2 separate regions of the Homo sapiens genome follow, and region 2 is linked to region 1. Evidence: chromatin loops called from intact Hi-C (ENCODE). Cell type or tissue: endothelial cell of umbilical vein. All regions are shown on one strand. Links, peaks and the distances in the headings refer to the core of each region. The heading gives the core; the rest is flanking DNA.

Region 1 (11,216 bases), core at 3,376-5,875:
TACAGTGAACTGAAACAAAAGATTTCATGAAAACAATACTTCCTTTTTTTTGGAGCCAGGGTCTCGCTATGTTGCCCAGGCTGGTTTCTAACTCCCGGTCTCTCGCCTTGGCCTCAGTAGCTAAGGCTACAGGCGTGAGCCACCATACCTGGGTTCAATGCTTTTTCTTACTATGTAGGATGTACTTTCGTGTTTTTACTTCTACTTCTGTTTTATCAAAAAGTAATAATAATAAAGCTGGTCTTTATCCACAAAATTGATTCCAGGACCCACAGTTTGAAAAGCTCTGTGTAAGGAACCCAGAATATTTAGAAGGCATAGAAGCTAATTAGGGATTCTAAAAGATGAAACTATATTTTCACTAGGAGGTGACTTAAGGGAGAATGTTCACAAGTATTATCAAGGAAGTGAGGATTGCCCCAAATAAGGTATTTGCAACAAAAGCTATGTTTGAACAAATCCTCTGACTTTCTAAGAATTCATTCATTCATTAAAGCAAACACACACACACACATAATTTTTTTGGAGCATCAAGTTTAATCTAGACTTCAAACTTGCAAAAATGGGTAAGACCTTTGCCCTCCCCCAACTCACAGGTTAATGAAGGACACAGAGAAGTGACCTGGTGATTACAGTCCAACATTTGATGGCTATGACTGCAACTTAATTGGGTGCTGTGGGAGCAGAAGGGGGTCCTTAGTTCAGAAAGAAGCAGGCAGGCTTCTTGAAGTTGGTGACTCCTGGAGGAGGCTGGAAAGGAGGTGACACCTTCTCTCTAGACCAAGCAAGTGTGTTCAGAGAGCATGGAACCTCTTGAATATGCAGGGCATTGGGCACAAGTGGTCCCTATGGTTGGAGTGAAGGGTGCAGATGAGGCCATAGCCAGAGATGGGCCACGGAGCTTGCGTATTTCTCCTGGAACATCCAGGGAATCCATTGAGAGAGTTTAAGAAGGCCTGCAGGGTCATCAGGTTTCTGTTTTTGAAAGATCACTGAAGATATGGTGTGGGGGATGCTGGCTCAGAAGCCAGGCTGGAGCAGGGATCAGGAGGCTGGCGTCAAAAGCCAGAGGGGAAATAGTAGAAGGGCCTGGACTGAGGCAATAGTGGTGGGAGTGGGAAAGAAGGAGGCCTCTGGGAGGCATCAGGGACGCTGTATGAAACCAATTGAAGCTGGTGAGGTGTAAAGGGTGTGGCAGAGGGTCTTCTCTCAGATGATGCCCGGGTTTCTAGCAGGCACGACTATGGTGGAGCTGGTGCCATCCACTCAGATGGGTAATACAGGGAAAACAAAGTGTGGGGAAGAGTTCAATTATGGCCACACATTACTGTGCTTGGAGTGTCTGTGGTGATCCAGCAGCCACTGGATCTGGAGCTTGGGGAGGGCCTGGCTTGGTGTTAAGAAGTCAAGGGTTCAGCTGGGCACAGTGGCTCATGCCTATAATCCCAGCACTTGGGGAGGCCAAGGCGGGCGGATTACTTGAGGCCAGGAGTTCGAGACCAGCCTGGCTAACATGGTGAAATCCTGTCTCGAAAAAAAAAAAAAAAAAAAAAAGAATAAATCAAGGGTTGGATGAAGCCACAAAGAAAAGTTACAAAGTAGGATCAGTAAGTGCGCTTAATTTGGGGCAATGACCAATTTGTGGAAGATGACTTTTTTCAGATGTCTCTAGGTAGTGTGGGGTCAGCATCGAAGTCCTCATCCTCACATCCTTCCTGTCTACCCCAGCTGTAAATGTGTCAGAGCTCCCATAGATGGCAGGCGGAATGAGGCGTCTTAGGCATATTTATTCACCACAGTCTCTAATTATGGAGCCCATGGGGGATGACAATGACATGGGGAGTAGGCAGAGGGCAGACTGGGCAAGGGTGACTCTGGATTGAATCGCTAACAAAGGCTAAGAGGCCGGTTCTGAAATGTTTGCTGGTAAAGGGTCTCAAATTCCTGATAGATCCCCTATATTCTTTTCCACACTGGAGTGTCGCTGCTACTGCTGTGACCACAAATCGAGTTGAGAGGGCTGTTTCCTTACTGCATTTTCAATCCTCCCAGCTTCCCTTCACAGCACTTGACAATGTGTGAGTCCACAGGTCAGCTTGTCGTGGAGGGCATGAGATGGAGTAGGGGATAGGGGAGGCTGAAGTCCAACTTTTCTTTTCTTTTCTTTTTTTTTTTTTTTTTGAGAAGGAGTCTCACTCTGTCGCCCAGGCTCGAGTGCAGTGGCGCGATCTCTGCTCACTGCAAGCTCCACCTTCCGGGTTCACGCCATTCTCTTGCCTCAGCCTCCCGAGTAGCTGGGACTTCAGGCGCCCGCCACCTCGACCGGCTAATTTTTTGTATTTTTAGTAGAGACAGGGTTTCACCATGTTAGCCAGGATGGTCTCGATCTCCTGACCTCGTGATCCACCCGCCTCAGCCTCCCAAAGTGCTGGGATTACAGACGTGAGCCACCGCGCCCGGCCCTGAAGTCCAATTTTTATTCTAGCATCTTAGGAGCAATGGAGCTCACAGTTATGGACTGAATTGTGCACCCTCCCCGCTCCCCCAATCCCAATTCATATGTTGAGGTCCTAACCCTCACTACTTAAAAATGTGATGTAGGTGACACACATCTTGGTGACAGAGCAAGACTCTGTCTCAGAAAAAAAAAAGGCATGCAATTGGAGACAGGGTCTTTAAAGGGGTGATTAAGTTAAAATGAAGTCATATAGTGTCTTTAGGAGAAAAGATTAAGACACAGACACAGAGGGAAGGCCTTGTGAAGACGCCACAAAAAGCCATTTACAAGCCTAGGAGACTGGCCTCAGAAGAAACCAACCCTGACCACATCTTGATCTCCAGAACAGTCTTCCAGACTCCAAGACTGTGAGAAAATCAATTTCTGTTGCTTAGGCCACCCAATCTGTGGTCTTTTAGAGCAAACAAAAACACTCGCTTTTCTTTTTTGTCTGATGGTGCATATTCAGGAGGAAACATAAAGTAGTCTAACACTCAGAGGAGCACAACTACCTCTACCTACTGAAACAGACAAGTAACATACTTAACAGGTTGAAATTTATCTACTTATCTACTGTTCTGCCGTTTACCAAGCACTTTTACAAGCCCTAACTCTCAATCTTCGCGGCTGCCTCAGCATCACCTGGGAATCTGTTCGAAGTGCAAATTCTCGGGCCCCACAGAAGTCTTACAGAATCAGACACTGGAGGGGGCACGAAGAGGGGCAGTCATGGTGTTTTCACAAACGTTGGAGGACTCTGGTGTAGCTAAAGTGCGAGAACCACCGAGGCAGGGTTCGGTCCAGGTGGAGGGGATTGGGGGGTCCCGCGACTTTTTCACAGGTGCGCGTGGCCAGCAAGGACGGTCTCCTTTGCAACTGGCCCACAGCGTTGGCACAGGTCGCCAGATTTTATTTATCCCTGGAAGGTCTGGAGACTCAAAGGGGCCTCTCAGGGCTCCAGGGTAAGCGGCTGCCTCCGGGCAGCAGAGCCGGTGAGAGCCAGGGAGCCCTGAGCCGCTGGGCGCGTGCGCGTGGGCGCGTCCCTGGGCCGGGCGCGCGCCGAGGGGGTGGGTGGCGCCGGCCCCGCCGGCCTGGCGCGCGGTCCGAGCCACTCAGAGCGCCTGGCGGCCGACACCCGGGGGCCCTACAATTAATACCGGGCGCCTGCCCGCTGGCCGGGACTCGCGCGCCGGCTCTCGGGGACGGAGGCGCCCGGTCCGCCCTGACGAGCTCGCCACTGGCTCTGCTCCGGCGGCGACGGCGACAGTGGCCCTGGCCGACTTTCCCGGGGCCCACACCTCCTCGAGAGCCAGCTTGGGCAGGGGACGGTGCCGCACCACCAAGGCCCCGCGCTAGTGTGCACCCCCGGCCCGGGCCCGGCAGGTGGGCGAGGAGGGCGGGCGCAGTCGGGCTCTGCAGGAGCGCGCGGAGGTGAGACGGGGGGGAAGGTGGGGACGCGAGTGTGGGCGCGTGAGTGTGGGCGCACCCCCGGGAAGGTCTCGGAGATGTCCTCTCTCCCTTCTTCCTGGTCCCCTCCAGAGTTTCGCTCAGGTCCTCAGGGGACAGCCTGAGAGGCCAACCTGCTGGAAGAGTTCACTCGGGCGACAGAGCGAGTTGGACAGCCACACCCCCGGCCGGGAGAGCGATAGGGCGGCCCTGGCCTCCAGCCCCTGGGATCCTAAAGCCCCGCATCTCCGGGGCTGCAGCGGGGGCTAGCCCAAGCATCTTCCCAGCCCTGGGACCGGGGGGGCGTGACTGCCACCACCCTGAGAGCTACTGAGACACAGGACACAAACTTAGTTTCCAAACAAAGTAAAATCTGCCTTTCCGGTGTTTTAAGATAGGACGTGCTTATGCCGATTCATCGCGGTTTCCTTGGGCCACCTCCGAGGACGCGGCTGGACCCGCTGGCCGTGGAGGGGGTCGGCTCCGGGCGCGAGTTCGTGTCCTGGGGCGTGGGGACAGCTCTGGTGCTTCCCCCGAGAGTCGTCCCAGCGTGGTCCCCGCGCACTGGCCCCTGTTTTGGGAAGGGGTGCCCGCGTTGAGAGAGGCAGGGGTGCTTGTGCTTGGCCCCCCTCTGTGTCCCCACCCTCTCCGCCCGATCCTTGCCCAGTCCGAGGGTGCTCCCGCCTGGTGGCCCAGCAGAGGGCGCCAGCTCCCGGCCGCCGCGCGGGTCGCAAGGGGTGGGGACGCGCGAGCCTCCAGGTAAGGAGCGAAGTGAATCATCCCGAGCGGGGACCCGCTCCCCGCGCGGTGGGAACGAGGCGGGGCGTGGCCGCGGCGCTGCTGAGAAGTCGGGGCCGCCGAGCCGCTGTCGGCGGGAAGCGGCGATCCTGCCACCGGGAGGTGTGGAAGAGCCGGGTAGGTGAGCAAAGTCCCTCCGCGCGGTGGCCGAGGGGCGCGCGGAGCCGGGGCCGGCAGACGCCAGGACGCGCCGCTGCGCTCTGCTCCGGGGCGGGAGGCGCGGGTCAGTCTCGCTCTGGCTGCGGGAGGCCCTGCCGGGGACCGAAGCGGGAACGGGGGCGCCTCCCGGGGGTGGAGGCCGGCGGGTGCCCGGGCCGCTGCGACGGGGCGCTGCGCTCGGCCCGCGGGGTCCCCGAGCCGTAACAAAGGCGCGGCGCGGCCGCGGCTCCCACCCACTTCCGTCCCCGGAGCGCGCCTCGGGGAGGAGCGGGCCGGGGCAGGGTTTCTCTCCGCGGAGTTTCGGGAAGTTAGCGCGGCTGCCCGTTACGCTGAGAGCATGGCGGGGAGGCGGGTGGCCCGGGGAGTGGCGCGCCAGTGATCAGAACTACGACATCGCCCGGTTCCTTTCCCGACACCAGCCGCAAGTGGCCGGAGCTGCGGTGGCTCCCGCGCCCCAGCCCGGGGTCCCAGACCGGCGCCTCCGCAGGGCCCGCGCGGGTTTGAACCCGATGCGTGGTGCGCCAGGCCACCCCAGCTGCCCACGTTTCTGCGCGCGTGCGGGCTCCCCGAAGGGAGTGGTTTAGTCCCCGGGTGACAGCCAGCAGTCCCTGGCACCCCGAGTGGAGCTCCAGAAGGCGGTAATTGCATTACAGTGAGTGAGCGGCGGGGAGGCTCCAGTCCAGGCCGCAATCTGGGTCAGGTGCGGGATTAAGAGCTTCAGGCGTTGGCATGAGAGATCTTGTGAAGTCTGACAGTTTATTGCAATGAGAAGTTCCTCACAAGGGGAGAGGCCAGCTGGGGAAATTAAAGGAGCTCCTGTCCGCCATCCCCAGCCCCATCCCGAGGTTGTGATAACTTGTGCCTGTGCAAACCCTAGCACAGGCACGCGTTTTGTCATAGAAATGTCAGAGGCAGCATCTCTACTGCGCCAGATGTTTCTCAGCATCTGAACAGGAGAGGAGGAGGTGGTATTGAAGAGAAACCCAGGACGTTCTGCTTGCTGTGAACCCTAGCCCCTCGCAGTCAATCGATGGAATTCACGTTTTCGTGTCTTGTCTTATCTGCCTCCACCCCCTTCTTCTGTTGGAAGGAAAGGGCAGGCACTGGTTTTTATGAAGGGCTAATGGACCAGGGACTCTCCCCTACACAATGTGGAAGGCTCTTCATTTTCTCTTTAAACCTTACAACCTCTTCCCAGGAGGTTATTTCTGTTTCACAGATGAGGAAACTGAGGCTTAAAGAGGTTAACAGATCCAAGAGTCTGCCCTGTTCCAAAGAGGACTGTTTATTCTTCCAGGTTATTTTTTTATTTTTGACAAAGTCGGTTACTGAAGAGCGCTTTATGGACTGCTGGGTGTGTGCTGTACCCCGGGGTTCAGGTTTGATTATGCTAGGCTATAGGGCTTGATGGACTTTCCACCTATCTCTGGCTTGTGTTAATGCCAGTGCCATAGCTAAACCAACTCATATTTAAAACTTAATGTATATGAAGAGAACTAAGGTTTCCTCCCCAAACCTTTAGAATTATGACAGTTCCAAAGAGAGGTGGAAATAGCTGTCCTTTGCTTTTTGCAGTGTTTCATCAGGCAGGTGGGCCTGGAGTCAGGAATTCTACACAGCACGGAGCTCTGTTTGCCTTTTCTTTTGCAAGGAGCTGCAGTTCCCACCTTGTTTAAGCTGTGTGTGACTTTGCCACTGTGCTGAATGTGCGTTTAAAATTGAGTGAAGTATGCTTTGGAAATAATGGCCCACCTTACTGACTGATAAGTTAAAACCTCAGAATTTCTTTGAGGGATCCAAGGATATGGTTGTATCCACAACTTTTATACAACATTTGAGCTCAAGTTTACAAAATAGGACTTTGGCATTGTCCTGAATGTACTTAAAATGTATTGCCTTCAAGAAAGATGTTTGCAACTCTGGCGTGACAGTCAGGGACTTGGAACGTCCTAGGTAGAGGCAGCCAGGCACGCTGATGAGGGCAAGCCTGGAAAGTCTGGGAAGAATGGCTGGGTTCGGTTGCTGCCTTCACCATTTAGAGGTCTGCAGCCTTGGACAATTTGCCTAGCCTCTGAGCTTCACTTTCTTCTCTTAAAACATAAATCAAAGGCCAGGTGCCGTGCCTCACACATGTAGTACCAAGGCTTTGGGAGGCCGAGGTGGGAGGATGGCTTGGGGCCAGGAGTTTGAGACCAGCCTGGACAACATAGTGAGACCCTGTTTCTACAAAATATTTAAAAATTACCTGTGGTCTTAGCTACTTGGGATGCTGAGGTGGGAGGATCGCTTGAGCCCAAGAGTTCGAGCCTGCAGTGAGCTATGATCGCATCACTGCACTCCAGCCTGGGCAACAGAGCTAGACAGCTGTCTGTAAAAAAACTAAACAAAACAAGCTAGGAATAATAATAGTGCCTCCTGGTTTCAAACCATGAGGACTAAATTAGATAATTCATGAGATACTCGGCACAGTGCCTAGCACATAGTTGCTATTCAACAAATGTTAACTAATAATGATGATGTTTAAGAACAGAATCCTTCCCTTCCTCCCCTCATCCAGAGAGGTAAAGTAGTTCTTAGTTGCCCTGAACTGACTGTTCTTAGTGAATATGGCAATATAGTACAGTTAGTGATTCCTCCTTCTCTCAGCAAGTTGGGGCTAGGGAAAGGTTGGTAGTGATGGAAAACTTGGTCCAGTCGCCCAAGGAGTTTACAAGGAGCTCCAGAACTGTAGAGCTTTTCTCCTGGTTTTGCCACTGTGTAATTTTGTGGTGGGCCTTTCAGCCATTTCCCTTTCTCTTAAATTTAAAGCCCAGTATTCTAATGGCCAAGATGGTAGGAATTAAAAAAAAAAAAACAAAAACCCAAACCAAATGAACTGGTGAAAAGGAAATATGTATTCTCCTTTCTCATTCACTAGCCATCAATGGCACTAAAGAAATGTATCTGCTTCTGTGAAAATGGTGCTGGCCTAATCCTGGGAAGAGGGACCATTTCCTTGGAAAATGTAGTATTTTCTGATAGTCTGTTTAAAGGTGAACCACCAAGTTGATAGAAGAGGAAGGAGAGTTTGAGACATAACATTTCAAAAATATTTCCTTAAACATGGTCAACTATGTATGATCTGAAAATTGCTAAACTAACTTTTAGATGACAGCATGAAGCATAGGTCAGTTAAACTGAACAATTAATGAGCAACCAGTATAGCTATTTCATATGTTAAAAAAACTTGAAAGTTTTTCAAATGAGCAAATATACTCTATATTGTATATACATGCAAGAAATATAAAATCGTATATTGTATCTATATGTATATAGTATATATAATGGATATAATTTCTTATAATACATCTGATCATTTTTTGCTATTTTATACCTCTTGATTTGGGTTTTGCTCTTTTAAACAATTGATATGGACTAAAGCAACATAAAGAAACGTTATAATGTCATTATACACCACCCGATGTGTAGTTACCATGAACATTATCTTCAAGAAAGTGCATGGACAGGAGGACAGAGAGGGATTGTCATTATGTAGGTTTTACATCTGGATATGATATGCAGCTTCTCCCACACTGGAAAATGAGCTGCGTGCATAACCAATTGGAGGCGTGTAAAGAGTTAGGAGCAAGATCCCTGCTTTTGTGCATTTCACTCCATTTGTAGCCACTTGTTGCACTCCATCTGGAAAGAAAGAAGCCGCTGCAGGGCATGCGCCAGACCTGCGCTGGGCCGTCGCTTCCATTGTACGGAAGATGAACAGGCGGCGTTATTTTGGATCACATAGCAGCTTGTTCAAAAGCATCTTGCATTCCCCAGCTGTTCCACAACTTCTTCGCATATGGGAGAGAACTTGCCAGCTGCTGGGGCAACTGTACTTACATTTGCTGCCTTTGTTCAGTAAACAAGGAAGGTAAAAAGACAGGCGCCTTTGTTAAACTGTAGTCATTGTAAAGAGACTTACTTGTTTCTGTTATGTCAATGTTATTCCAGATATAGTCTGTCAGGGGAGGCGGTTTAAAAGGAAATGTCAGAATTAACATTTTTTTTTAATCCAAATAAATGTTATTTTAGGGTAACCGGCATGTATAGTTTTTCCATATGTAAAACCTTAGGCTGCTTTTATATTTCATTGCCTAACAAAGGAATGGATCTAATACCTAAAAATAAGTGTTTATTTAAAAATTGACATATGAATCAGATTTAATTCTATACATTTTTCTATTGCATGAAATGCATAAAAGTTACAATGTGTCTCCAGACAGTGCTTTTGTGTTTTCAGAACATTCTGTTGTTTTTGCATTTGTTGGAGCTGGAGGGTACCTTGCCCACATCCTTTGTTTAATCAATGAGAAAACTTCAGTTTATAAGAAGTTGTTGCTTATCCAAGGTGGTATGGCTAGTGGATTTAATTCAGCAAATCTTCTGTTGAGTGTTTATAGTGTGACAGGCCTGGGAAACCTATAAAGATGAATAAGGGTTGGGCCCAGCCCTGGATGGACTCGCAGTTCAGAAACAACAGACGTAAACAAATACTTCAAGTATGAGGGCTAGAGCAGAGGCAGCACCTTTTTGTTTTCAGAACAGTGTTGTAATCATGTCAGCTCAAATAAAGCCAGAGTAGCAAGTTGATGTGCCAGTAAGAATCGAGGAGCAGAATCTTGGGTACAGGAAGATAGAAGAGGCGTTATATGGTTTATCAAATTTTACGTACATGTCCTTAAAAAAGATTTCGTATTGTGCCTCTACCTAGGCCTGCTTGTCTCCCAGTTCCTGGCCAGCACCCCAAAACATCTTGCCTTCCTAATTATTGTGAATTGTGAATAAATGGCCCTCTAGTAGCTCCAGCATCAATCACAATCCTTTTTGGGATATTCAGTGAGTTTCAATCGCCTTTGTTCTATAAAAGGTTGTAAAATAAGCCATAATTGCTTGGGCATGTATAAAACCCTCTGACTCCAAATCTCCTCGAAATCTTAGGGGTTCCTTGTACTGGAAACTGCTGTTGCTTCAGATCCCCTGATGATTCACGGTTGCTGAGTTGCACCCACAATTCTAAGCCCTTAATCCACTTCTGGCCTCCATTTACACATTCATGTATCTCTTACTTCATCCCTTTTGTGCAGTAATAACAGATGTTTACAGTCTTTCAGTTTTCACTTGGTTTACTGACGTTTTCACTTGAGATGCTCAAGAACCCCGTTGGGTTCTTAGGGCTGGTGACCCAGGGTTTCCATCTTGGAGATGAGGAAACTGAGGCTCCACGGTTGAGAACCTTGCCTGCGCTAAGATTAGAACTAAGATCTCCTGATTGAAAATTCAACACTCCCCTCTGACTGGAAGGGTCAACTTATACGAAGCTGGAGGTTGAGTCTCATCTTCTTCTACAGCTTCATTGTACATGCCCTGACTTCAGTGATCCTCACTGGGTTTTTCACCCAGGACTTTCACTGGGATAAATCTCCCTTCCTTAGTACATTTCTTTGCACATTACAGTTCTCTTAGCATCTTATTCTTCTTTTACTTTTTTCTTTTTTAGAGACAGGGTCTTGCTCTGTTGCCCAGGCTGGAGTACAGCGGTGTGATCATAGCTTACTACAGCCTTGAACTCCTGGGCTCAAGGAATCCTCCCTCCTCAGCCTCCCAAGTAGCTGGGACTACAGGTGTGCACCACCACGCCCAGCTAATTTAAAAAAAATTATAGAGAAATGTTGCCCAGGCTGGTCTCGAGCTCCCTGGGCTCAAGTGATCCTTCTGCCTCAGCCTCTCTAAATGCTGGGATTATAGGTGAGAGAAACAGTGCCCAGCCATCATGTTACGTTTCTAAGTCTTGTCTCTCAAGAGCAATTGCCACCTTTTTTTTTTTTTTTTTTTTTTTTTTTGAGATGGAGTCTCACTCTGCCACCCAGGCTGGAGTGCAACGGTGCAATCTCGGCTCACTGCAACCTCTGCCTCCTGGGTTCAAGCGGTTCTCCCGCCTCAGCCTCCCAAGTAGCTGGAACTACAGGTGCGTGCCACCACACCCAGCTACTTTTTGTGTTTTTAGTAGAGATGGGGTTTCACTATGTTGGCCAGGCTGGTCTTGAACTCCTGACCTCATGATCTGCCCACCTCGGCCTCCCAAAGTGCTGGGATTACAGGTGTGAGCCACCGCACCCGGCCAATTGCCAACTTTTAAACACATACATCCCTCTGTCTTGCTACACACACCACATACATACACACACACACACACACACACACACACACACACACACACACACACCTCCATAAACACAGAGGCCCAGCATGGCTACTGTACCCACTATCCTTTTTCACC
Region 2 (11,216 bases), core at 4,899-7,398, 77 kb after region 1:
ATCGTTTGCCTCCTTTTTTTTTTTTTTTTTTTTTTTTGAGACAAGATCTTGCTCTGTCACCCAGGCTGGAGTGCAGTGGTGGCAATCACAGCTCACTGCAGCCTCGAACTCCTGAGCTCAAGTGATCCTCCCATCTCAGCCTCCTGAGTAGCTGGCACTACAGGCTTACTTAAAAAAATTTTGTAGAGATATACATAGGGTCTCACTATGTTGCTCCAGCTGGTCTTGAACTCCTGGCCTCAAGCAATTCTCCCACCTCAACCTTCTAAAGTGCTGGGATTACAGGCATAAGCCCTTGCCTCTTTCTTAGTTCTCTTTTTATTGAGGTGCCTACATGAATAGTGTCTCCTGGACCTTTCTGTAAAAATACACTTATATGATTGTATGATTTGCAAACTTCTTCAGGTTTGAGGACAGTTGGAGGAAATCATGGTGTTCTTTGAGGCACACTGAAATGTTGAAATGTTGCATTCTGTTTTTCTGTTTTACGACTTAGCTCATTATATGCTTTATCATCATATATACAAATGTATGCATCCATATATGTATGTGTGCATGTGTGTGTGTGTGTGTATATATATATATATAAAATTACGAAATATAAAATTGACTCTTCTCTAATGGGTAGATGGTTTTGTTGATTTGACATTTTATTTATTTACTTTTTACAAATGTTCAAATAACAACAGTTATTATTATTGTTATTCCTGTGGCTAAACCAACCCTGGATGGCTGAGAATTAATTAGCTGTAATTGTTATTTATAATCAAGATCAGGCATTTGGCATGAATTAAGGAGACAGGGAGAGGTCGCTGAGCTTGAATCCAGGCAGCCAGAGGTCTCCTGCTATAGACAATATTACATCATATTCACACATGCATGTATCTGTCACACACCAACCTGAGTTTTTCTTCAATGTTTGCTACTTATTTATTCATTTTGTGTTTGCTATTAAGCAAGTGGTAGGAGCCATCAAAAAAAACATACATTTAAAAAAAATTATGAATATACATTTTGAAAAAGTGTATGAGAGATTCTTAAAGTTGAGAATTCTGCCCATTAACTCAATTTTTCCACTTGTGATTTTGGTTAATACCATATCCTTGAATCAGAACATCTCCCAGGGTTTTGCAGGAGTGTACTAAAAAATGTATGAGGACCTGATGTGTCCTTTTAAGAACCTGTGCTGTCATGGGATACACGGGAAGGTCATCCAATGGCAGCATAAAGACCATCAAATGGGGAACGTGTCCCGTAGGAAGATATCCCCAAGGACAGAGGGGTAGTGGAGTTTCTGGATCTCACCAGGGAGGATTGTGGTTCTTATTTTAGCTCCCTCTCCTTGATGTGCCCTTGGCGTCAGTTGCTATTTTGACTGTGAGCATCTTCTTGCAGTTGCCGATGTGCTGATTGCCAGCAGCACTCACCGGGAGAACCAGCGGCTGCTCTGCCCACTGCCTCCCTGTCAGTCTTTCCGCATCTCTTTGTTGAGCATGGGGCTCATGCCCATGAAACACTGAAAACATACAGTGCAGGAGAAGAGTCCCGCTGATAAAAAATGAGTCTGATTTTAGAGGGAAAAGTCCATATGGAATATAGGCGTCTCTCAACCAGGGCATGGTGGCTCACGCCTGTAATCCCAGCACTTTGGGAGGCCAAGCAGGGCAGATCACTTGAGGTCAGGAGTTCAAGACCAGCCTGGCCAACATGGTGAAACCCCGTCTCTACTAAAATACAAAAATTAGCTGGGCATTGTGGTGCACACCTGTAATTCCATGGACCTGGGAGGCGGAGGTTGCAGTGAGCTGAGATTGTGCCACTGCACTCCAGCCTGGGCAACAGAGGGAGACTGTGTCTCAAAAGAAAAAAACAAAAAAAAGAAATATAAGTATCTGTTGATTGAGAGGTAAAGTACAGAAAAGTTGTCACCATCAAATCTAATATGTTCTTCATAGTGGAAACTACCGATGTTTACTTACTGAAAAATCCAGTATTTGGAACAATATTCACCATTCTATAGATACTGTCTTACTGTGTAAAAATATTACAAGTCTAGGATCACAAAGTCTTCTATAGTTTTCTTGACAAATAAAATGGGCCATTGGTTAGTGCTCTTAAAATGGTCTATTCTTTTATTATTACTATTATTTAAGAGACAGAGTCTTATTCTGTTGCCCAGGCTGGAGTGCAGTGGTGTGATCATAGCTCACTGCAGCCTCAAATCCCTGGCCTCAAGCAATCCTCCAGCCTCAGCCTTCCAAGTAGCTAGGGCTACAGGTGCATGCCACCACACCCAGTTAATTTTCTTTACTTTTTTGTAGAGATGGGGTCTTGCTTTGCTGCCCAGGTGGGTCTCAAACTTCTGGCCTCAAGTGATCCTCCCGCCTTGGGCTCCCAGAGTGCTGGGATTACAGGCATGAGCCACTGCACCTGGCCTATTATTTGTCCTTCGTCCAAGTGTTCCGTGTGTGTGTGTGTGTGTGTGTACGCGCGCACATACATCCCTGCTGCCCTGTCTTCTAATGCCAGCTTCCCACTTTAATTGTTGCTCATTGCTTCTAACTTGCCTCACACATGTGACAGTCCAGTCACTTACTAGTGGCTTTCCCATCCATGTGTTTGCTTCTGGAATTATTGCTGTCAGAATGGCAAGCCTTGGGCACTAATGTGGTAGGCAGCTATCTGAGGGGTGATGGATGCCTGGAACTACTCCAGACACAGTGATGTCTGCAGGTCACTGTGCAGTTCCAATCAATGGGGACCTTCTCTAATGGGGAGATGGTCTTGTTGATTTGGCATTTTATTTATTTACTTTTTACAAATGTTCAAATAACAATAATGATTATTATGCTTATTGGTATTATTATTCCTGTGGCTAATCCAACCCTTGATGGTTGAGAATTAGCCATATTGTTATTTATAATCAGCATCAGGTGTTTGGCATGAATTCAGGAGACAGGGAGGTCTCTGAGGATGGATGAAGGCAGTCAGAGAAGCTCTCCTGGAAACTGGGGGCATCCAGGCTGAATCCTGAAAGATTTGTATGAGACCGGGGAGGAAGTGCCTAAGGCTCTGTGAAAATGTCTGGAAGAACCAGGTTTCCTTGCTAAAGGCATCTAGGGAAAAAGGTTGGAGAAAGAAGCCAGAATAAAAGTTGGGTCTCATGGCAGCATCATCCCTGAGGTCTGCAGTGGGGGTTGTTGGCTGCTTGGTGAAGAGGGATAAGTTGCTGCTCAATGCCCCAGAACTAGAGGCACTTGCTACTCTAGTAGTTTGGTAGTATGTGAATAAAACTCACTGGGGCCGGGCATGGTGGCTCACTCCTGTAACCTCAGCCCTTTGGGAGGCCAAAGACGGAAGGATCACTTTAAGCCAGGAGTTTAAGACCAGCCTGAGCAACATAATGAGACTCCATCTCAAAAAAAAAGAAAGAAAGTTTATTTGATTTTCAGTTCTAGAATTTGGAAAATGAAAATAAAAACTCACCAGAAACATCCATTCACTGTGAGCACCTCCATGGGCACCATCTGTCAAAGCACAGGCTTGAAACATTAACCTAAAAGGATGCCTTTGTCTGGCATATCTCTCTTCCAGATGCAATTGGTCTAGATTTAGTCCCAGAGTCTAGTCAGAGTTTTTGCACAGGGGGTTGGTAACCTGGTGAAAGTCAGTAACAGTTTGTTTTGTCCGGAAAGAAATGCCTTGGAAAGGTCAAGAGAGCCCCGGAGAGAAGAGACAAGCCCTCCTGGTCTGGCTCCAGCTTAGCTAGCATCTCCTCCTGCTGCATTAATCATGCTCATTCTCCTTTCTCCGGTGCCCTGTTTTCCTCTGGAATTCTTTTCTGCTTTTATTCCGGTTTGACTCGTTTCTCGAACTTCAACCTGTCCCTAAATTTGGACCTTTTCCTGTTTGTATTCTTGCTTTTTTATTTTTCCTAAATGATCCTGACTGCATGAAAGCTGGTTGATGGTGGGGTTTTCCTGTCAATATATTCTGAAGTTTTACTCTCTAGTGACTGAGGTTTTCCCTTTGTCTTTAAGCAAACCAGATTTCTAGGACTCAAGTGTTTCAGGCACAGGCTTTTTTTTTTTTTTCTTGTGAGACGGTGTCTTGCTCTGTCGCCAAGCTAGAGTGCAGTGGCGCAATCTCGGCTCACTGCAACCTCCGACTCCCTGGTTCAAGCGATTCTCCTGCCTCAGCCTTCCGAATAGCTGGGACTACAGGCATGTGCCACCACACCTGGCTAATTTTTGTATTTTTAGTAGAGACGGGGTTTCACCATGTTGGCCAGGATGGTCTTGATCTCTTGACCTCATGATCCTCCCATCTCAGCCTCGCAGAGTGCTGGGATTACAGGCGTGAGGCACCACACCCGGCCCAGGCACAGGCTTTTTAAACTCCTTCTTTGTCCCTGAGCTCATGATTTCACTGCAGATTTTCTTCTATCTGGACTCACAGTTGTAGAGCCCCAAGGCGATTGCTGTGCACACTATGAGTTTGAGAGCCCATGCTCCAGAGGTCAGGAGGGGAATGAGCCAGGGGAAGACGTGAGCGTCTGGGCAGAGATTAGCACTCTCTTTAAGAAGAGGGAGGGATGAGAATGTTTCTATTCTGCCCTTTCTTCTTGGCTTCTTGTGATTCTCTTGGCCCGTTCCCCCCACCAGAATTTTGCTCTGTGGCCTAGGCTGGAGTGCAGTGGTGAGACCATGGCTCACTGCAGCCTCCACCTCCCAGGCTCAAGCGATCCTCCCACCTCAGCCTCCCTAGTAGCTGGGAGGTGTGCAACACCATGCCTGGCTAATTTTTTATATTTTTTGTAAACACAGGGTCTTGCTATGTTGCCCAGGCTGGTCTCAAATTCCTGGGCTCAATTGATCCTCTCACTTTGGCCTCCTAAAGTGCTGGAACAATAGGTATGAGCCACCCCACCCTGCCTTTTTAATTTTTTTTTTGAGTCAAGCAAGGTGTTGCTTTGTTGCCCGAGCTGGAGCGCAGTGGTACAATCGTAGCTCACTGTAACCTGCAACTCCTGGGCCCAAACAATCTTTCTTCCTCAGCCTGTTGGGTAGCTGGGACCATAGGCAGGCCCAGCTAATTTTTAATTTTTTTGTAGAGACAAGGTCTCACTGTATTGCCCAGCTTAGTCTTGAACTCCTGGCCTCAAGCCATCCTCCTGCCTCAGCCTCCCAAAGTGCTGGGATTACAGACATGAGCCACTGTGCCCAGCCCCTGTTTTCTTTTTGAGTAGTTTTCTTTTTCTTTCTTTTGTGGCTGGTTCAATAAGAGGGTCTCCTTTTCCTAAGCAGGCAAAGGATTTTTTAAACCAGTTTGGAGCCCTAAGGAGGAGTCCCAGGGGAAAAAGAGAGGCTTACATTGATCTAGCCCAGTTCTCAAGGCATCAAAGCTTTTTAGTAATAAAGAGATTTGTGGAGGAAAGGGAAAATGATTTTTTTTATTGTTGGAACAAAAAACGGTCTGCTTAAACCCAATAATTTGTCTGTGTTTACCGCAACCATCTCTGTGGCTTACAAGAATGAGTTCATGACTGTCTGAATTCCACCAGGCAGTGGTGACAATAATTTATTTTTTAACCTTGTGGGAACTTCACATGGGCTGACTCCCCTTTGACCCCGCACCCATCACAAGATGATTTTTTCCTAGAAGTTGCCTCTGGGGCTGGGCTTCTGGAGATGAACCCCATTCTCTCTATGCTGGATAAACCAGGCTTCTGACATCCTTCCTGTGGAATATTTATAAAAATGAGCGCCAAGGAATTCAGCTGTGGTTTCTTGCAATGCCTGGTGTGGTGCCAGCTGTTGCCCAGTTCAGAGCCCTCTGTGCTTGAGTGAATTCTTTTCTGACTTTTTCCGGCGGTAAGAATACAAGGAAGTGCTGAGTAGACAACAGAGAGGAGATGAGAAGATGGAACTCAATAGCCTAAGACAAAAGACTTCCCAAAGCCACGCTTGTTAACCACTAACCAGCTGATAAACGAGGGGCTTTCCTCTGTAGTCTGGGATTGCAGGGCTGGAGCCTTCTGTGTTGGGGACCTCTCCCAGGCTGAGTCATTAAGAACCACACAGAGTGTCAACCCTCGAGTCTAAAGAATGACTCTGTAACCTTGTGAGTCATCTTTCATACAAATTGCACCTCGTCAGGCAAACCACAAGGGGAAATGCATGTTTGCCTTAATTCTACTCTGGTACATTCTAGCATAGGTGGGGTTTCCCCTCACTCTTTGAGGAAAATAAATGCAGAGATTGTCTCTGCCTGGAATGCTTGACATAGACCAAGTCATAGCCAAATCACTCACCCTGATGCCTTCGGTGAGTTATTCCAGTCTCCTAACTCTCCACCCAGCATGTCTTTTTCTGTGGAATTGGGTCTTTGTTAGTTCCATCCAACTTCGTGATGAATTTCAACCCATTTCTTATTTTCTCAGTTGTCCCTTTGTGGCAAGGCTGCTGTTCCCAAGCCTCCATATTTGTTCTTTTGTTTTTAATTTTTTTAAAGACAGGGTCTTCCTTGTTGCCCAGGCTGAAGTACAGTGATCCAAACATGGCTCACTGCAGCCTTAACCTCCTGGACTCAAGTGATCCTCCTGCCTTGGCCTCCCATGTAGCTGGGAGCACAGGAGCACACCTCCACGCTCAGCTAATTTGTTCAATTTTTTGTATAGACAGGGTTTCACTTTGTTGCAGACTGGTCTTGAACTCCTGGCCTCAAGCAGTCCTCCCACTTCAACCTTCCAAAGTGCCAGGATTACAGGTGGGAGCCACCATGCCTGGCCATCCCTATATTTGGATCTGATTTTAAATTTGAATTTAGAAAGTACTCATATTTACCAAAAATGATTCTTGCTTATAGACCAAATAATACAATTTTAGTCCTCCCAGAAAAATAAGAGCTTTGGAGAACCATTGCATAGAAATGACTTTATTCACTGAGTTTACGATGAATGGGAAAAATGCATTCTTTTATTGAGCACTTTTTATAAGAGGTTTAAAAAGATACTTTAACCACTGCCTGTAATCTGTAGTTGCTGATGTTGATGAGTATTTGAAAGGGAAAAAGCTCTTTGGAGGCAGCAGATTAATCACAGCAGAGTATCCAGTTTCATTCGTACGTGTGGTTGTCTTGTATTGTTTGCTATTTTCTTTCTCAGATTTTTCAGTAGAGACTTTGTCCTTTTTCAGAGAGAGTTCAAGTGGATGGCCTTGAGGACTTGAAAAGCTGAGATATGATGATTTTGAAGTCATTTCACATCGAAGCCATGATTTAAATATCGGCGTTAAGGTAAGTATTGAGGAAAGAAATATGACACTTTTGTGGTTAACACATTATTGGCTTTGCTTGCACTGTTAGAAGAGATTAAAGCACATTGTGAAGGGTGATTTTGTTTGAATCATGTTCAACAAACCAGAGCTCGAAGAAGATTAAAGCGGCCTCTGTGATGCGGTGTGGAACCATAGACATACAGGAGAGCTGAGCCACTGTGATGGTTGGAAATGTCTTCATTTTTCCTCGATGGTCATGTGTCCCAGTGTGCCCTTTATGAACTTCAGGAAAGAACAGGAAAGCTTACAGCTGTGGTTTTCTTTCTGAGCTGAGCCGTGGCTATTAGGGAGCTTTCGGGGAGTGTGAATTAGATAGGACCTTTACATAGGAGCAGAGCCAGCCAAAGGAGTGAGAACAGGAGCACCCTTCTGGAAACTGTGCTATTTGACCTGCCTCTCTGGAGCAGGAGTTCTCAAAGTGTGTTCCCTGGAACACAGCTCCCTACACCACTAATACAGTGGGGACCTGGGTCAGAGGATGGGTCTATGCCTAAGTGCGTTTGGAAAGCATTGGATTAAAGTTAAATGACCTTCTTCAAAACTAATGAGCTTTGTGAATCTTGATGGGTGTGAGTAGTGGGCAGTGCTCACCAGAGTTCCATGGAACTATTTTCTTGTGAGGCATCTTAAGACCAGTGTTCCATTTGTTCATTAAATATTGATTGCGCACCAGCCATGGATGGTGTTAGATGCTAGGGATGCAGCAAAAACTGAGGTTGACAGTGCTCATGTTTAGATAATAAATACATTAACAATTAAGGAAAGGTAATCATTGAGAGACACAATAGCAAATGTTTAAGAGCCTGGTATCTGCAGCTCAGTGGCTTGGGTTTTAATCCTGGGTTTGACACTTAATAAACTGCATGATCTTGGAAAAGACATGTAACCTCTCTTTCAATTTCCTTATGTGTAAGATGCTTATAATAGTATTCACTTTGTAGATACTATTATTGCAAGGACTAAAATTATGAATATGTGCTGGCAAATACCAAACTTTATATTAATACAAGTGTCATCAGAATATGTACATATATTAATAGTAATTGTTACCAAAACACCAGGGGTTCAATCTGGGTCCTGCTGCTCACTGCACAGAAAGCCAATGCCTGAGACAACAAGTGTTGCCAAGGAAGAAGGCTTTAATTGGGTGCTGCAGCCGAGGAGATGGGAGCTCAGTCTCAAATCCATCTCTCTGACTGACCAAAACTGGCTATATAGCAGGGAAGAAATGTAATCATGTGTGGGAAAACAGGAACTCAGAAGGGGCTTGGAAGCAATCATGTTGAATCAGCGTCCACATTTTATTGTCTGGATGTGATCTGGTGAGTTTCATTTCTTTGATACTTTTTTTGAGAGGCCTGAAGGTCATTTCCTGAGGAAGGATCTCAGATAAAACAAATATAAGTTTCAAATGTTAAGACCAGAAAGTTCAATTTCTATGTTTATTTATTCTTTTTTTTAAAAAAAAAAGCTATATGGGACTGTTGGGTTGGTTTCATAATGGCTGAGTACTTTGAAGGTTCTGTGGTTGCATGAATGGAGAAGATAGAGTGATGGGTGGGGACTTTAAAATAGGATGATCCAGGAATGCCCTGAAGTAGAGACTTGTAAGAATGAGAAATAGCAAGTTATGCGGGTGGCATAGAAAAAGCTTCCAGATTGAAAAGCAAAGGCAAAGAGGATGTCTTGTGCAGAGAAAGCATTTGACAAAATCGAATGCCTCTTCATGTTTTTAAAAAAAAAAAAAACACTCACACTCGGCCAGGCACGGTGGCTCACACCTGTAATACCAGCACTTTGGGAGGCCGAGGCAGGCAGATCATGAGGTCAGGAGATCGAGATCATCCTGGCCAACATGGTGAAACCCCATCTCTACTAAAAATACAAAAATTAGCTGGGCGTGGTGCCACATACCTGTAGTCCCAGCTACTCGGGAGGCTGAGGCAGGAGAAGCACCTGAACAGAAGTCTAAGGTTGCAGTGAGCCAAGATCATGCCACTGCACTCCAGTGACAGAGCAAAACTCCAAAAGAAACAGAAAAAAAAAAAAAAAACCCACACATACACACTCAACAGACTAGGAATAGAAGGGAACTTCTTCAACCTGAAAAAGACATCTATGAAGAACCCACAGCTAACATGACACTGAATGGTGAAGGGCTGAAAGCTTTTCTCCTAAGCTCAGAGACAAGACAAGGATATCCATTCTCACCACTTCTGTTCAGTATTTGTGAACAGTAAATTTTAGGTGCTGTGATGGTTAATATTAGGTGTCAACTTGATTGGACTAAGGGAGGCTTAGATGCCTGGTAAAGTATTTTTTCTGGGTGTGTCTCTGAGGGGCTTGCCAGAGGAGATTGACATTTGAGTTGGTGGAGTGGGAGAGGAAGACCCACCCTTGCTGTGGGTGGGCACCATCCAGTCAGCTGCCCAGCATGGCAAGAGCGAAGCAGTAGAAGAAGGTGGGATAAGCAGCTTGCTGGGTCTTCTGGCTCTGTTTCCTCTTCCTGTGCTGGATGCTTCCTTCTACTCCTCCTGCCCTTGGACATCAAATTCCAGGTTCTTCGGCCTTTAGACTCTGGGACTTGCACCAGTGGCTTGCCGGGGGGTCTAGGGCCTTTGGCCACAGACTGAAGGCTGCACTATTGACTTCCCCAGTTTTGAGGCTTTAGGACTTGGACTGACCACTACCAGCTTCTCTCTTCCCCAGCTTGCAGACAGCCTATCATGGGACTTACCTTGTAATTGTGTGAGGCAGTTCTCCCTAATAAATTCCCTTTCACATGTATATGTATCCTGTTGGTTCTGCCCCTCTGGAGAACCCTAATACATTTGTCAACCTGGCTGGATTAAAAAACACCTAGATAGCTAATAACACATTATTTCTGCGTGTGTCTGTGAGGGTGTTTCTGGACGAGATTGGTGTATGAGTGGTAGACTAAGTGAGGAAGATCCACCCTCCATGTGGGTGATCACTGTCCAATTGACTCCGGGCCTGGATAGAAAAAAAGACAGGGGAAAGGTCTTTGCTGGAGCTGCAACACTTCTTCTACTGCCCTTGGACATCAGAGCTCCAGGTCCTCTGTCCTTTGGACTCTGGCATGTGCACCAGTGGCCCCAGGATTCTCAGATCTTGGGCCTTAGATTGATAGAGTGATGCCATTGGCTACCCTGATTCTGAGGCCTTTGGACTTAGATGGAGACAGGCTGCCAGTCTTCCTGGTTGTCCAACTTGAGGACAACCGGTTGTGGGACTTCTCAGCCCCCATTATCCTGTGAGCCAATTCCTCTAATACATTTCCTGCCTACTTCTATATATCTATCCTATTCATTCTGTCTCTCTGGAGAACCCTGACTAATACAGTATTGTGCTGGAGGTTCTAGCCAGAGCAGTTATACAAGAAAATGAAATAAGAGGCTTCCAGATTGGAAAAGAAAAGGTAAAACTATCTTTACTTGCAGATGGCGTGATCTTGTTTATAGAAAATTTTTAGGAACTCACCATACTATTAAAACTAATAAGTTCAGCAAGATTGCAGGACATAAGATTAATATACAAAATCAATTTTGTTATATATACTTGTAATGAATAATATGAAATAAAATAGAAACAATAATTTGTTTTCTAATAGCATGAAAAAGATAAAAAACTTAGGAATAAGTTTAACAAAAGAAGTGTAAAACATATACCTTAAAACTATAAAACATCATTGAAAGAAACTAAAGAAGACCTAAATAACTGGAAAAACATTCCATGTGCATGGATCAGAAAACAATATTTTAAAAATGACAGTACTCTTCAAATTGATCTACAGATTTAATGCAATCTCTGTCAAAAATCTCAAATGAATTTTTTTAATTGACAAGTAGATACTAAAAC

What was found. A loop is a pair of places that touch in the nucleus more often than their neighbours do. Peaks named below come from ENCODE experiments on the same cell type or tissue, not always from the same donor. Only the 100,000 strongest peaks of a DNase experiment are listed, where the experiment ranks them.
Region 2: it touches region 1 in a loop (7-fold over the local background); 32 of 110 quality-filtered maps call a loop at or near these places.

The regions. Positions count from the first base shown.
Region 1 is chr10:29,729,397-29,740,612 of GRCh38, reverse strand. It overlaps a transcript of SVIL not described here. Among named protein-coding and RNA genes, the nearest start is that of SVIL, 100 kb to the right of the region's middle. RefSeq lists silencers at 3,999-4,293, 4,548-4,777, 4,788-4,977, 5,088-5,227 and an enhancer at 4,647-5,147. In endothelial cell of umbilical vein, for the core only: a CTCF peak has its summit at 4,638 (motif pointing right); DNase peaks (open chromatin) are centred at 3,712, 3,872 and 4,662; H3K4me3 peaks cover 2,383 bases; H3K27ac peaks cover 2,264 bases.
Region 2 is chr10:29,654,049-29,665,264 of GRCh38, reverse strand. It overlaps a transcript of SVIL not described here. Among named protein-coding and RNA genes, the nearest start is that of SVIL, 25 kb to the right of the region's middle. RefSeq lists an enhancer at 5,530-6,729. In endothelial cell of umbilical vein, for the core only: no CTCF peak of the experiment used is centred there; a DNase peak (open chromatin) is centred at 6,014; H3K27ac peaks cover 2,017 bases.